Regions from separate parts of the Homo sapiens genome. Here all the other regions are linked to region 3. The links are chromatin contacts, found by Hi-C or POLR2A ChIA-PET in ENCODE. All regions are on one chromosome and are shown on one strand. Each heading gives the region's core, a stretch centred on a gene start or an enhancer-like site at or near the end of the contact. The rest is flanking DNA. Distances are from core to core; before and after follow the strand shown. Region 1 overlaps TMEM252-DT (TMEM252 divergent transcript). Region 2 holds the start of LINC01506 (long intergenic non-protein coding RNA 1506). Region 3 holds the start of PTAR1 (protein prenyltransferase alpha subunit repeat containing 1).

Evidence for each region. A loop is a pair of places that touch in the nucleus more often than their neighbours do. ChIA-PET counts read pairs that join two places held with the same protein, here RNA polymerase II (POLR2A). Pooled maps may share reads with other maps.
Region 1: a map of B cell shows a loop between it and region 3 (18-fold over the local background). The contact joins the enhancer-like site here to the promoter of PTAR1 in region 3. A Hi-C loop is called at or near these places in 1 of 168 maps with a recorded cell type or tissue (B cell). POLR2A ChIA-PET finds 5 or more read pairs at or near these places in 1 of 52 experiments (activated naive CD4-positive, alpha-beta T cell).
Region 2: a loop to region 3 is called in a pooled map, with 6 times the contacts of the local background. The contact joins the promoter of LINC01506 here to the promoter of PTAR1 in region 3. A Hi-C loop is called at or near these places in 1 of 37 single-sample maps with no recorded cell type and 2 of 50 pooled maps. POLR2A ChIA-PET finds 5 or more read pairs at or near these places in 2 of 52 experiments (OCI-LY7 and WTC11).

What each region holds. Positions count from the first base shown.
Region 1 is chr9:68,576,632-68,579,331 of GRCh38, reverse strand. The region is part of intron 2 of TMEM252-DT (TMEM252 divergent transcript); the gene reads right to left. Among named protein-coding and RNA genes, the nearest start is that of LINC01506, 31 kb to the right of the region's middle. Within about 2 kb of position 1,396, at least 2 of the 41 ENCODE cell types and tissues checked have a DNase peak (open chromatin) inside an H3K27ac peak, as active enhancers do.
Region 2 is chr9:68,545,352-68,548,051 of GRCh38, reverse strand. LINC01506 (long intergenic non-protein coding RNA 1506) reads left to right here and starts at 1,450. Exons shown (of 4, transcript NR_109769.1): 1 at 1,450-1,493; 2 at 2,216-2,335; 3 at 2,428-2,551. All of the region lies in intron 2 of TMEM252-DT (TMEM252 divergent transcript), which reads right to left.
Region 3 is chr9:69,758,621-69,761,320 of GRCh38, reverse strand. It overlaps PTAR1 (protein prenyltransferase alpha subunit repeat containing 1), which reads left to right and starts at 1,310. Exons shown (of 8, transcript NM_001099666.2): 1 at 1,310-1,468. The coding sequence starts at 1,383. LOC105376076 (a long non-coding RNA gene) reads right to left here and starts at 1,226. Exons shown (of 4, transcript XR_929910.3): 1 at 848-1,226. RefSeq lists enhancers at 1-288, 1,763-1,812 and a silencer at 1,153-1,622.

The DNA of each region.
Region 1 (2,700 bases), core at 147-2,646, 1.2 Mb after region 3:
ATATGTAGGACTATTTGGTAGAAATTTTGTAAGTTTGCCTACATGAAGTGATAATGTTCAAATAATCCTTTTTTTTTTTTGAGATAGAGTCTCACTCTGTCGCCCAGGCTAGAGTACAGTGGTGCAATCTCAGCTCACCGCAACCTCCACCTCCTGGATTCAAGCGATTCTCCTGCGTTAGCCTCCCTAGTAGCTGGGATTACAGGCACCCACCACCACGCTTCGCTATTTTTTTTTTTTGTATTTTTAGTAGAGATGGAGTTTCACCATGTTGGTCAGGCTGGTCTCAAACTCCTGACCTCAGGTAATCCACCTGCCTCGGCCTCCCAAATTGCTGGGATTACAGGTATGAGCCACCGTGCCCAGTCAATACTTTTCTTTCTTATGTCTCTGTTAAAGGACCTTCAACATAGATGGTAATGTAGTAGAAATATATGTGAATACAAGGGATGATCGCATATCACTCCATTTATCCAGTCTAGACAATCAACTATTGGCAAACATTATTACAGAAATTATACCCTAAAATAATATCCTGGTATACAGACATTGTTATGAAAATCTTGTGTGTTTTGAAGTCTTAAAAACAAACAAGGAAACAAAAAGTAGTACATTCTGATTCTCAACTATGGGCCCAGGGTTGAGAATGGAATAAAGGCACTCTGGAAGGCTGAGATGCTGCAGTGTGTGATGTTCCAGAAGGGAGCCCGGGCCATTTCCTTTCTGCCATATTTGAATCCAGAAGGTCTGTATGCTTCATGTGTCCTTGCAGTGGACAGGTGCACATTGAATTAAAAGGATTAAGACCAGAACTCATCTAACCCTTGTCACACTCTTTAAAGGAAGCATAAATAGAAGCCCTGACCACAAACTTGAGCTGGTTTCTATGGTTTGAAAATGTACAGTTAATCCAGACTATTATTATTTCTGAGCTTCAACCACTAGTAGTAATATGCTATCACCAAGGGAAGTTTGACCTTTTTATAGCCCAACCTATAAGTGTGAAATAAAAGGAACTGAAAATGAACTCAACCCATTAACCACTTATTAGGCCCTATGGTTTGCCTTGCTCTGCGTTTGGGGAGAGTGTTATGGGGTCAGGGGCAGGGGATTAAAAACATGTGATGGAATCTCTGGTCCTAAGAAAATGAGTGTAAACATCTGTGGTAAAAAGGATGGATTAGTAGCGAATTAGAGCCATTCTGTGTGCTAAAAGTTTGAGGAACTTTCTAGAAAGAAATTTTGTACATATTCCAAAATATTGAACTGAGTAGGAAAGCCGCAAGCATTTGAGTCAATTCTCACCTTCTGATTTCTAAATGTGGATGAAGTCACCGCCTCTGACCTTGGGGAATATTTCCTGTTGCCAACAAAGCCTGCTTGGTGAAGCCTGCAGCAACGAGCCCTTTAGAGGCCCTGTGCAGACTCACCTCATTGCACCAACCAAAGGATCAAAGGACCCAAAGAGAAACTTCCTTGGAGTGGGCTCAGAGCTTCGCTCCTCCCCGTCCATCATCCCCTAGCACCATGGTCTAATTAATGTCCTTACAACAGACCCATCCTGTGACAGCTCCTCCTCCCTGGGAGTAGCCTGTCCTGTAAAGTGGACTCCAACCCCTGTCTAGCCAAAGTCTTCTACAGAAAGAATATAGTTGCAGGTGGAAACTCGGTGGGGGAGGAGTCACGATTTTAGGTAGATTACCTGCAGGTTTCTGCTGACTCCCTTAACCACCCTCTACCACCACTCAATCAGTATTCTTCTTTATGAGAGAAAAACAATTGGCTGTGCATACATTGTTCTCCGCAGACCCAGGGCTGCATAATAAAATACCTACAAGAGTCATACAAGAAACAGAAATTGCAAAAGCCTGATGACTATCAGACCTCCTGTAAAGGCATTCAACATCAGGGTTTGTTTGCCTTTTTTAAATTGCATTTGTTTGTTTGTTTGCTTGCTTTAACAGTGTGCTGGTCAAACAAAATACATCTCCAGTCTAAATGCTAACCACAGGCCACCAGTGTGTAACCTCTGAGGTAGACCATCCTTTCTCTTCAGTGAACAGGAATAATGACAAAAAAGAAAGAAGCTGTTTTACCATCTTTGTTTATGCTGATGGTTCTCTCTCAAAGGAAACCAGACATTTTGTCCAACTGTGTGTGTAACAGCACAATTAGAAAAGAAACGTTTCAAAACACAAGGTTTCTTCCTGCTGCTAATGCCAAAAACAAGGATCCAAAGAATCTAAAAATAACATCGATTTTTGAAAATATGTTTATTTGGTACTTCTTGATGATAGTCTCAGCCCCAATGAGAACAGTTGAAAAAGAAAGTCCCAAATGCCTCCACTGGTTTGCTGCAGAGCCCGAAAGCTGTTGGCATTCGCAGTTATTATTTTTAAATTTCTAAAAGCAGTATTAATTAAATAATCAGATATTGAATGCCTATGAGTTACTAGCTATGGGCATTTTACCCAGGATGTCTCTTGCCTGCAGGAATAGAACACTGACTGGTTGACTTAGTAGCAAGGGGTTGCTTACTTGATTGACCAACTGGCAACCTCCATTGTCTAGCAAAGACAGAGGTCTACGGGAAATGGGAGGTGAGTTTCATTGTCTGACAGTCTTCCATTAGGAGCAGCTCCATCTCCACTGTCTTTTTTTGACGGCACCTTCTGTTGGCAGGTGTGAAATCTTCACTTC
Region 2 (2,700 bases), core at 201-2,700, 1.2 Mb after region 3:
ACCCCAAGCACCAGTTAATACCAGAGGAATTTGAAGCCAGTAGTGCACTGAAGGGAACCATAATAACAACAAAACCCAAACTCAGCCCAAATCTTGACTAGATTTGCTCAACTCCCTACACCGAGAGGTGAGCAATGGCAGAGTTGTGCCCATGTTCAGGCATGGCATATCTACTGTTTATCTCAGTCTCTACTATCCTACACACAGTACCTAGCAGTCAATAAAAAATTACAAGGAAAAAAAAGTAAGAGAAAAAAAGGTCTTGGACCCAGTGGTTTTATGAGGGAGTTCTACTAAATCTTTGAGCAACACATATTTTGCTATCACTTAAGTTATTCAAGAGTATTAAAACTAGGAAGTGGAGAAAAGGGAAACAGAATATTACAGAGAATTTCATAAAGTGGGCACAGAAACTGCTTCCTATTTACAAGTCCCTGCCCATCATGCCAGGTGGTGTCAATGCAGGCAGTCAGATTCTGCCCTGGCTTGAGGCTTCTGCTCTGATCCAAAGTGGCCATGGAAGTGTGGTCTTTTCAGTTTTCCAAGGATCCCCAAAGAAATTAAATTTGTTCTGGCTTATTTGTGGATTAAATTGACCTCCCTCTAGAACAAAATTTATCTTTCTGTTTGGCCAATAGACAGGACCAAATTTCCTCACCACAACTTTATTTACAGAAACAGGCTGCTGCCCCATGAGCCATATTCTGCCAATTAGATTTTTTAAAACATTGCTGGAAAATATGATTTTTCTTGATTACTAAGTTCCACCCTCCCCACCCCCTATAACCCCCAACAAATTTTGCACTTTAGGCAACTGCCCCATAGTTCCACCTAGTCCTGGTCTCCACAGAGTCCCCTGGCCCAGAGACCCACTAGGTTCCACCCAGGGTGAGTGGGGCCTCACGTGCTGCTCTCACATCAGCTTACCTTACTGTGCCATGCACTTTGTGAGAAGCTGTTCTTTGCCAACCAAAAAAAAGCCTTCATATAAATCTTCTCCTGAGTGGGGGAAGAGGAGGGAGGGTGGACAGTTTCAAAAGCAAAGAAAACAAGAATGGAAAAGAGGAGGAAGTGGCCAGTGCTCAGTGAACCCTCAAGTGTGAAAGGCTAATCCAGAAATCACTCAGTAATCACCACCGTGAAATCAGGCAGGGCTGACATCTCTTGCTACGCCTATGCGCCCCTTCCCTGCCTCCCACAAAGCCTCACTTCCTAAACCAAAGTGACCTTCTGAAATCTGGCCAGTCTGCCTCAGCTCTTGGCCCCATGTCCCTCCTATGCAACAGCTTCTACACACCATTAGTTTCCTTCCAAAGTCCCCACTGACTTCTCATTCACAGCAATGCTCTTCCTGTTTTCGAAACAAGGGTATTGGCCCATGTGCCTGGTAAACAGAAACTAGAGTGCATAGGGCTGTGAGAAGTTCTAAGGCATTTGTGTATTGCACCGGAGACTGAAAGAAGGGTGAGGTTTTGGGGGCTCTGATGTGCAAGGTAAGGCACTCAGTGTTCAGAACAATCCTCATGGATCTGTCATGCTCAAAGGAACAGTGTTGAAAGAGTGATTATGGTTTAAGATAATTTGGCTGTCAACCAAATAACATGTTGTTGCTTACTGCTATGTCAGACACTTCTGCTGATTGGTGAATTTTTTTTTTAATTTATTTTTATTTTTTTATTTTTCGAGATGGAGTCTCTCTTAGTCGCCCAGGCTAGAGTGCAGTAGTGCGATCTTGGCTCACTGCAAGCTCCGCCTCCCGGGTTCAAGCCATTCTCCTGCCTCAGCCTGCTGAGTAGCTGGGACTACAGGTGCCCACCACCACGCCCGGCTAATGTTTTTTGTATTTTTAGTAGAGATGGGGTTTCACCATGTTAGCCAGGGTGGTCTCTATCTCCTGACCTCGTGATCTGCCCATCTCGGCCTCCCAAAGTGCTGGGATTACAGGCATGAGCCACCGCACCCGGCCTGATGGGTGAATTTTTAAGAGGAAGAATAATAAGCAAATAGACTAGTTTAAAAGCAAGGTATCATTTCCTTGGTGGATCTCTTGAGAAGGAGATGGAAACAGTGATGGGGGACTTTGGCTTGGCCTCCACTGAGTCCCAGAACTTTTCTCTCTAGAGGTGTGAACCATACCCCTCCAGCGTATCCATTTTCCCATCAGTTTCATACTGTCTGTGAACTTTGGTGAATCATCAGTCTCTCTCTTCTGCAGTGTTGCCACCTTTAAATGGCCCCTTACTCTCATAATCAGTGCTGAGTAGTGGCAAGGGGGAGAAAATGGAAAAGTTGGCATGGGAGAGAAGGCAGATCCAGAAGATAGGATACAGCTCAGGTAAAGGGCCAAAGGTCTCCTGAAATGACTCTTCAAGGCAACTTCTTAGTGTTTGACTGCCTCTTTCTTACATTCTTTTTATTTTGCCCCAGCCCTGAGAATGTGGCCTGATTTTCTCTTCTGTTATTACAACTGCTCTTCTGCTTGAGTTTCTTCTACACCTTCAAGATGGCTGAAGAACAAGACGCTTTCTCTCCATGTCTATGCTGTTTCACTGTGAGTAAAGCAAGTGTACATCTGCTTTCATTTCTTTTTTTCAAAAATGTTATTACTACTAGTGAGTGTGGGGAAAGAGGGCATACTGCAACATAAATAGGAGGGAAACTGCAAGTAATAAAAATTGTTTAAAATTACAAGTAATTGGT
Region 3 (2,700 bases), core at 61-2,560:
AGCCTCCCGAGTAGCTGGGACTACAGGCGCCCGCCACCGCGCCCAGCTAATTTTTTGTATTTTTAGTAGAGACGGGGTTTCACCTTGTTAGCCAGGATGGTCTCGATCTCCTGACCTCATGATCCACCCGCCTCGGCCTCCCAAGGTGCTGGGATTACAGGCGTGAGCCACCGCGCCCGGCCTTTTTTTAAAGACGGAGTCTCGCTCTGTCGCCCAGGCTGGAGTGCAGTGGGGAGTAGCTGGGATTACAGGCGCCCGCCACCACGCCCGGCTTTTTTTTTTTTTTTTTTTTTTTTGTATTTTTAGTAGAGACGGGGTTTCACCGTGTTAGCCAGGATGGTCTCGATCTCCTGACCTTGTGATCCGCCCGCCTTGGCCCCCCAAAGTGCTGGGATTACAGGCGTGAGCCACCGCACCTGGCCAGATTTCAAGGGTGGAAGAATAAAACTGAACCAAGGGCAGCCAGATTTTTCTACCAGAGGTGCAAAAGAAAACCTGATACACAAAAATTTTAGTTATGGCATTTCAAAATCCTAAATAAACTAGAAAGCTCGTTTTTCCTACAAAAATTTATTTTTGCTATTATGAACAAACCCTGTCAGAGCCTTGATCCTTTTTTTTAAATTCCAAAATTGACGCAAAGGCTACCAAATGCAGTACAAAATGAAGTCGAAAAATCTAAAAACGATTTCACTTCTACTTCCTACATACAGATGGCAAATAACTTTTCCTTCACTTTCCTTTCTCTTCCTTTAATAAATTTAAGAATTTTAATTAATGTTTTTTAAAAAGGCTGCTTTCAAGTTCAGAGACAAAAATTGGCACAGTTAGAAAGGAGGTCACCAACACGGTCAAATAGGGACTCGCTCCGCCGCAATGCCTCTGGACCTCTTCATCTCTCAGGCTGGGAAAATAAAGCAGACAAGCTCTGAAAAACGCCCGGGACTAACTGTTAAGAGGCCCTGCATCCTCAGTTGAACATTCCTTCAGGAATGCCCGGGGACCTTGCTGGGGGGGTTCAGGAAGGTGTCTGACTCTCTGGGAGTGTGTCTTGAGGTTTCGCCTAAAACTTAAAATAAGAAAATCGGAGGCCTGAGAGAACTTTGCAAACAAATGTCCAGCATCTTCTCTGACGCTTAGAAAGTCCGTTACCCGCGCGGAGGCGAACTTCTCCACTCACTGGAAGGCCACCAACCCTAGCTAACGCCACGCCCAGGCCGCCAACTGGCTGACCCGGAAGTGCTCGGCGGCGGCCGCGGCGGCGGGGACGCGGCCTAGCCGAAGCACCCGCGCGCGCGCGCGCGCGCTCGTTCTCCGCGGAACTCCCGCCGGCGGCCCGGCTCACGCGGAGGCGCGCCCGAACTGTCGCGGCCGCCGCCAACATGGCCGAGACCAGCGAGGAGGTGGCGGTGCTGGTGCAGCGGGTTGTGAAGGACATCACTAACGCCTTCAGGAGGAACCCACACATGTGAGTCGCGCGCCTCCGCCGCCTCCGAGGGTCGTCGGGAGCGGGCGGGGGCGGGGCCAAGCGTCCACCCGACCTCGGGCGGCGGGCGGACAGCGGGTCCTGGCCCACGAGCCCTTCTAGGGAGGAGGCAGAGCCGTGTCGGGCGGGACCGTTGTCGGCCGCCGCTGGCCCGGCTTTCCGCTACCGGGACGCGCTCGCGGTCGAGTCCCTAGAAGTGACCTCAAAAAATCAAAACGGAACTACTTTCTCTGTCCCTCCCCACCTTTTCATAGGAGTTCACGAAACTCCAGAGACGTCCCCCGTAGGTCGACATCCTTCCTGTGTTTAAGGTACTCGGGCGCACACAACGATGTGGGTCCGTGTATGCCTTGTAAACACAACTCTTGAGATTCATCCCGGACGTTGGCAAGAGGGGGTAACCGATCCTCTTACTTTTAATGAGCCTCAAACCCCTCAGTTTACTAACTAAAGGTGGTTTGAGGCTGCTTTTGACTTTAGCCTTACTTGCCACAAAATTGTAAAGTGACTCCGATAATACATTGTGTTTTGAAAGGTGAACAGAACATTCTCAAGAGAAGCTTCTGTGGGCGCAGTGTGGAGTCTGGGATAAAGCAAATGAAACCTTGATACTTTTTAGCATAAGCGGATTCATAGTTACAAGGAGCATGTTAACTCATTTTTATCCCAACACTGCTGCCCTCTTTAACGGGACACTGCAGAACTGACATATGTATCTCTTCCATTTTACTTGAAGTACTGTGGGAAGATACCGCAAGAGTCTACTTTTTGTAACACTTTGCTTTTATGTAACAAGTGAAAAGAAAGCTATTGAGAGAGAGAGAGAGATCTACATTATACAAAGGTGTAGGGAAGAAGCAACAATGTACCTCCTTTCCCATACCTCTTCCTCCTCAAAGAAAAGAAACATGGCATCCAGTTCTGCATTACTTTCATTTTAGCTAGTTGTTTTTGGAGTTTATTTTTTTTTTTTTTAGTTTATTATTTTTTATTATTATTTAATTTATTTTTATTTTATTCTTTAGACTGGAGCTCATGATTTTTTTTTTTAAGTATTCTAACCGGTTCAGCTTTTCTGCCTAAAAAAGTTGCCAAACGTGTATCTTACCAAAGTGTTCTTTTCCTCCAAGGTGATGATTGTAAAACAGTTAAGAAGCCGTTGGATGTTTTGCTCCCTTGTGGCACACAATTGGAGACGTGCAACTGTGCCACAT